Linked DNA regions of Homo sapiens: region 1 is linked to region 2. Evidence: read pairs that join two places in POLR2A ChIA-PET (ENCODE). Cell type or tissue: Caco-2. All regions are shown on one strand. Each heading gives the region's core, and the rest is flanking DNA. Links, peaks and the distances in the headings are about the cores only. Region 1 overlaps FOXO1 (forkhead box O1). Region 2 has its middle 12 kb from the start of FOXO1.

Region 1 (2,915 bases), core at 104-2,603, 94 kb before region 2:
CAATCCACATATACCTCCAAGGCAGAGAGACCTTGCTCACCCATCTCAAAACTGCCCCCACTCACCTACCTAGTCAGTACCTGAAATGTAAATATTATTTGGGGCTGGGCATGGTGGCTCACACCTGTAATCCTAGCACTTTGGGAGGTCAAGGTAGGCATATGGCTTGAGCCCAGGAGTTCAAGACCAGCCTGGGCAACATGGAGAAATTCTATCTCCACAAAAAATGCAAAAAAAAAAAAAAAAAAAAAAAAAAAAAAAAGCCAGATGCAGTGGCACGTGTCTATAGTCCTAGCTATTCAGGAGGCTGAGGTAGGAGGATCACCTGAGCCCGGGTAGGTTGAGGCTGCAGTGAGCTGTGATTGTGCCACTGCACTCCAGCCAGGGGGGCAAAGTGAGACCCCATCTCAAACAAACATTATATATATATTTGGATATTATTTGGATGAATCTACAGAGACAATAAGATTTCTTGTCCTGCTATTAATCAGCCCAATAACCAAGCACATAAATTCCCCTTTCCTGAAGGCAACCGAATAAGCGAGTAGTTATCCCTCCAGTCTAATGGTCCGACTCTTCTAGGAAGCTTCGGATGTTATGATTCACTAGGTATGAAGCGCAGCTTGGCAATCTATTAAAGCAGTCATGGTACTGGAGCCAGGTTTGGGAACACCTGAACTACTTTCATGTGTAAGATTCTTTTCAGTTCTACTATTCTAAGAAAATAAGGTAACTATGTTATTCCAGGTAGATTCTGATTTAACAAGAGGAAGATGAAGTCCCAGAATATTCTTAACAAGTATCTTATATGACAGGCAAGTATGAGAAACACTATGTTAGTGGTACTTTTGGTCATTAACACCAAATAATAAAAGGCAATTCATTAGATATTTATGAAAGGATGTCTAAAAAACACAACTGTAATCTTACGGATAAAAAGCCAGTTGGTTCTGGGATCAAATTTTAAGTCATCATTGTTTTTCAGAAAGAAAAACAGAAGCAAGAGTTAAGAGAATAAGGAATGTCAACCTCACCTTGCAATTTCCTGGAATTTTCCTCCCCCGCTTTCCCCTTTAGTATGTAAGTATTTCCTCTGCGCGCGCGCACACACACACACACACACACACACACACAGCCAACTTCACAATGGAGTTTTGAAAAGATTACTGCTCCATATGCCAACAGGCAAGTCAGGGACTCAGTGGAAAGGACACTATTCCAGAGCACAGCCTTCTCCCAGCCAGATCACACCAGCTTCAGCTGTTCCAGCTCTGCAGAGAAAGGGTAATCACTTCTTATCAAACATTGATAACACCTAAAATTCCTTTACAGTTCTGACTTCAGGGTGGAAGTGCAATTCGTATTTGCCCTGAAGACATGAAAAGTGGAATGCGCTTTCATGAGATGAAAGCTTCTGCGGAAATAATTGATTCAGGTGAGCCCTACTCAGGTTAATCTCAAAAGAAAGAAGCAAGAAACCTCATCCAGGAAAGTGGACCCAGCAGCTGCCCATTTTCAAGGGTTGTATACAAAAGCTAAACGACAAGATGTCCAGATGGATGAAAAACCCTATCCTAGCTAGTCTGTGCCAGCAAGACTTAAAAAACAAACGGTGTCTTTTGGGTCTGTTTGATTTAGTACGTAAGTTTAACTAGTTCCATGTTTGAGACCAATCCAGAGAGGGGCTACTTAAAAACTGGCTCAGCCCAAATCATTGTGTGTTCAAGTGACTGACCTGTGAACTCCCTCCTCATTTCCCATATATGGCCAATTCTCCATATATGGATTCATCTACCTGTTTCCCCTAACTTCAAGGCTGCTGCCATGACACAAAGGTCTTGAAAGAATGTGGGAAAGCCCTCAGGCTAAAACTCTGGATCACAATCCATAAAATAGTGAAACCAATTGAGAGGATTGTGGCTAGCATTTCTGTAAATAATAACAAAACAGTCTTACATAAATGGCTAAGCACAGTACTATTTTGTAAAACTCTTCTATCATTGTGTGCATATGTGCACTGAGTCATACTGTAAAATGGATTTCTCACTATGCATCAAGATGGGAAGAAACTGAGAAAGCCACAGAAACAGAAGGAAACATACTACTTCCTACAGGATATGCTTTCTCTCTCTAAGAAGGGCTTAATAACAAAAGCCCAATAAAATGGTGGCACAGTCCCATCCCCGGGTTTCCAGGGAGACCCCAATCCCATCAAGAACACCTACTCCTCACAGGCAACAGAGGCACCCCCTTGTGAAGCTGTTCAGCAGCCTGCACAGAAGATATGACTCTTGCAGTCTGGAATAAAAGGCACCAAATGGGAAATAGTGTGTAGGGATAAAAGGTACCAAATGGGAAATAGTGTGTAGTATCAGTTTTGACAATTTTTGTAACCAAGTAACTTTTGAGCAAGTTACTCATTTCTCATTTGCTTATCAACAGAATGATCATGGAATGCTAAACCTCTACAGGGTGCAATCTTAAGGAAATGTTACTACTTAAACCTTTTACCTGCACAAGACTGCCCCTCTGTCTTTCCTCTCTGATGGGTACGGAAGTTACTGACATGCAAAGTCAGCACAAGGGAACCGTGGCTCAGGCAAACGAGGAAAAATGAATTTAGATTATGTTTACAGCCAAGGAAAGGAGACACGTTGAACAATCCTCTACTGGAAACATTGCTAAAGTGTTTTTAAACTGAAGATTATACCACCACTTAAGATATTTTTTGTCTGCTATTTTACCCAGCATATTACAAAACTGCATCTAGGACTGAAATAGCAGATTGCCTCAAGAGCAAATGACAATATTTGTACCAGAAATGTTGGCAACCAGCAGCACAGATGGGTTTCTGCACAGCAATCTTCAAACTGGGACTCCAAGAATAACTCCACCTACTGCACCAATGTTAAATT
Region 2 (2,915 bases), core at 270-2,769:
ATTTATTTATTTTTTTGAGACTGAGTTTCACTCTCGTTGCCAAGGCCAGAGTGCAATGGCGTGATCTCCACTCACTGCAACCTCTGCCTCCTGAGTTCAAGCGATTCTCCTGCCTCAGCCTCCGGAGTAGCTGGGATTACAGGCGCCTGCCTCCACGCCCAGCTAATTATTATTATTTTTTTTTTTGAGACAGAGTCTTGCTCTGTCGCCCAGGCTGGAGTGCAGTGGCACGATCTCGGCTCAATGCAAGCTCCGCCTCCCGGGTTCACGCCATTCTCCTGCCTCAGCCTCCTGAGTAGCTGGGACTACAGGCGCCCGCCACCATGCCTGGCTAATTTTTTGTATTTTTTTAGTAGAGACGGGGTTTCACCGTGTCAGCCAGGATGGTCTTGATCTCCTGACCTCATGATCCACCCGCCTCGGCCTCCCAAAGTGCTGGGATTACAGGCGTGAGCCACCACGCCCGGCTATTTTTTTGTATTTTTAGTAGAGACGAGGTTTCACTATGTTGGCCATGCTGGTCTCAAACTCCTGACCTCAAGTGATCCACACACCTCGGCCTCCCAAAGTGCTGGGATTATAGGCACGAGCCACCAAGCCTGGCCTATTTTTTATTTTTTTATTAAAAAAATTTTTTTTGAGATGCATTTCGCTCTGTTGCCCAGGCTGGAGTGTGTGGTGGCGCGATCTCTGCTCACTGCAACCTCTGCCTCTGGGTTCAAGCGATTCTCCTGCCTCAGCCTCCCAAGTAGCTGGGACTATAGGTGCGTGCCACCACAACCAGCTAATTTTTTGTTTTTAGTAGAGATGGGGTTTCACCATGTTGGTCAGGCTGGTCTAGAACTCCTGACCTCAGGTGATCTGCCCGCCTTGGCCTCCCAAAGTGCTGGGATGACAGGCATGAGCCACCACGCCCGGCCAATTTTGTATTGTTAATAGAGACTGGGTTTCGCCATCTAGGCCAGGCTGGTCTCGAGCTCCTTACCTCAAATGATTCTCATGCTGCTGCCTCCCAAAGTTCTGGAATTACAGGCATGAGCCACTGTGCCCAGCCTATTTTTTATTTTATTTATTTTTATTTGTTTGTTTGTTTATTTATTTATTTATTTTGAGACGGAGTCTTGCTCTGTCTCCCAGGCTAGAGTGCAGTGGTGTGATCTCGGCTCACTGCAACCTCCACCTCCTGGGTTCAAGTGATTCTCTCGCCTCAGCCTCCCGAGTAGCTGGGACTACAGGTGCACGCCACCACACGCAGCTAATTTTTGTGTTTTTAGTAGAGACAGGGTTTCACCATGTTGACCAGGCTGGTCTCGAGCTCCTGATCTCGTGATCTGCCCGCTTTGGACTCCCAAAGTGTTGGGATTACAGGTGTGAGCCACCGCGCCTGGCCACTGGGCTAATTTTTTAATGTTTTTATAGATATGAGGTCTCACTGTACTGCCCAGGCTGGTCTAAAACTCCTAGCCTCAAGTGATCCTCCTACCTCGGCCTTCCAAAATACTGAGATCACAGGCATGAGCCACTGTGCCTGGATGAAAAATTATTTTTAAATGGGTCGCGATGGAGATTTTATTAAAATGGTCATAATGGATAAAGTACTTTCTTTTGTTTCCTGGAGCTATTCAAGGGCCTTTCTTGGGCTGGATCAGAGTAGACACTTAACTTACCTCCCTCCACGAGCCCTGTGCCACATTCCCTCTTCTCTTAGCTGGCTGAGAAAAAGAACAAGAGAAAAAAGCTAGGGAAATTTTTTAAATAATTATTTCTTACTCAACTGAAAACCCGAAGCGTGCTGCGGTTCTCAAACATACACATGATCATGAGCTCTGATACCCACCAGTGACCAGGCTGCTCCCAGGCACTCAAATTCTTCCTTTCAATGATACTCGTCATTCTTTGACTGATGTTAGCACATCTAAATTCTTTTTTTTCCCTCAAGGAACCTGATTATTCTGGTCTGAATTGTGTTCTTCCTCCCCAAGTTCATATGCTAAATGTCTAACTCCCACTACGGCAGAATATGACTATATTTGGAGACAGGCCCTTTAGAAAGGTGACTAAGTTAAAATGAGACCGTTAGGCTAGGCCTTACCAGTCAAACCTCTGTCCTCATAAGAAAGGGTGATTTGGATGCACAGACGCCAAGGATGCCTGCACAGGGGAAAGACCATGTGAGAACAGGGAGAAGGCAGCCGTCAGCAAACCAAGGAGCAAGGCCTCAGGAGAAAGCAAACCTGCTGGCACTTTGATCTTGGACTCCAGACTGTGAGAAAATAAATTTCTGTTGTTTAAGCCACACAGTCTGTAGTATTTTGTTAGGGCAGCCCTCGCAAATTACAATGACTGTATGATCAATTATGTTTTTCCAAACATAGGTTAGGTTTTTAACATTCAAATGAGGAATGAAAGGACCCTAATTCAGGGAGGCAGTTAAGCAAATAAAGCACTAATTTTAGAGGCAGTCTCAACCAAACCCACTCTTCTAATGCGTAGTTGTTTAACAAAGCGGCACAGTCAGCACCATACAGGAAAACTGACTTACTATGTGCCAGGTATTGTTCTAAGCTTATTTATTTATTTATTTATTTATTTATTCATTTATTTATTTATTTATTAATGAGATGGAGTCTTGCTCTGTCGCCCAGTCTGGAGTGCAGTGGCGCGATCTCGACTCTCGACTCACTGCAACCTCCACCTCCCGGGTTCAAGCAATTCTCCTGCCTCAGCCTCCCGAGTAGCTGGGATTACAGGCACATGCCACCACGCCCAGCTAACTTTTGTATTTTTAGTAGAGACAGGGTTTCACCATGTTGGCCGGGCTGGTCTCAAACTCCTGACCTCAAGTGATCTGCCAGCCTTGGCCTCCCAAAGTGCTGAGATTATAGGCGTGAGCTACCGCACCCAGCCTCTAAGCA

What was found. ChIA-PET counts read pairs that join two places held together with the same protein. Peaks named below come from ENCODE experiments on the same cell type or tissue, not always from the same donor. Only the 100,000 strongest peaks of a DNase experiment are listed, where the experiment ranks them.
Region 1: POLR2A ChIA-PET joins it to region 2 with 5 read pairs; 13 of 35 experiments call an interaction of 5 or more read pairs at or near these places.

Annotation. Positions count from the first base shown.
Region 1 is chr13:40,584,240-40,587,154 of GRCh38, forward strand. All of the region lies in intron 1 of FOXO1 (forkhead box O1), which reads right to left. Among named protein-coding and RNA genes, the nearest start is that of FOXO1, 81 kb to the right of the region's middle. In Caco-2, for the core only: no CTCF peak of the experiment used is centred there; DNase peaks (open chromatin) are centred at 1,252 and 1,802; H3K4me3 peaks cover 166 bases.
Region 2 is chr13:40,677,624-40,680,538 of GRCh38, forward strand. No RefSeq gene overlaps it. Among named protein-coding and RNA genes, the nearest start is that of FOXO1, 12 kb to the left of the region's middle. RefSeq lists an enhancer at 2,286-2,915. In Caco-2, for the core only: no CTCF peak of the experiment used is centred there; no DNase peak of the experiment used is centred there.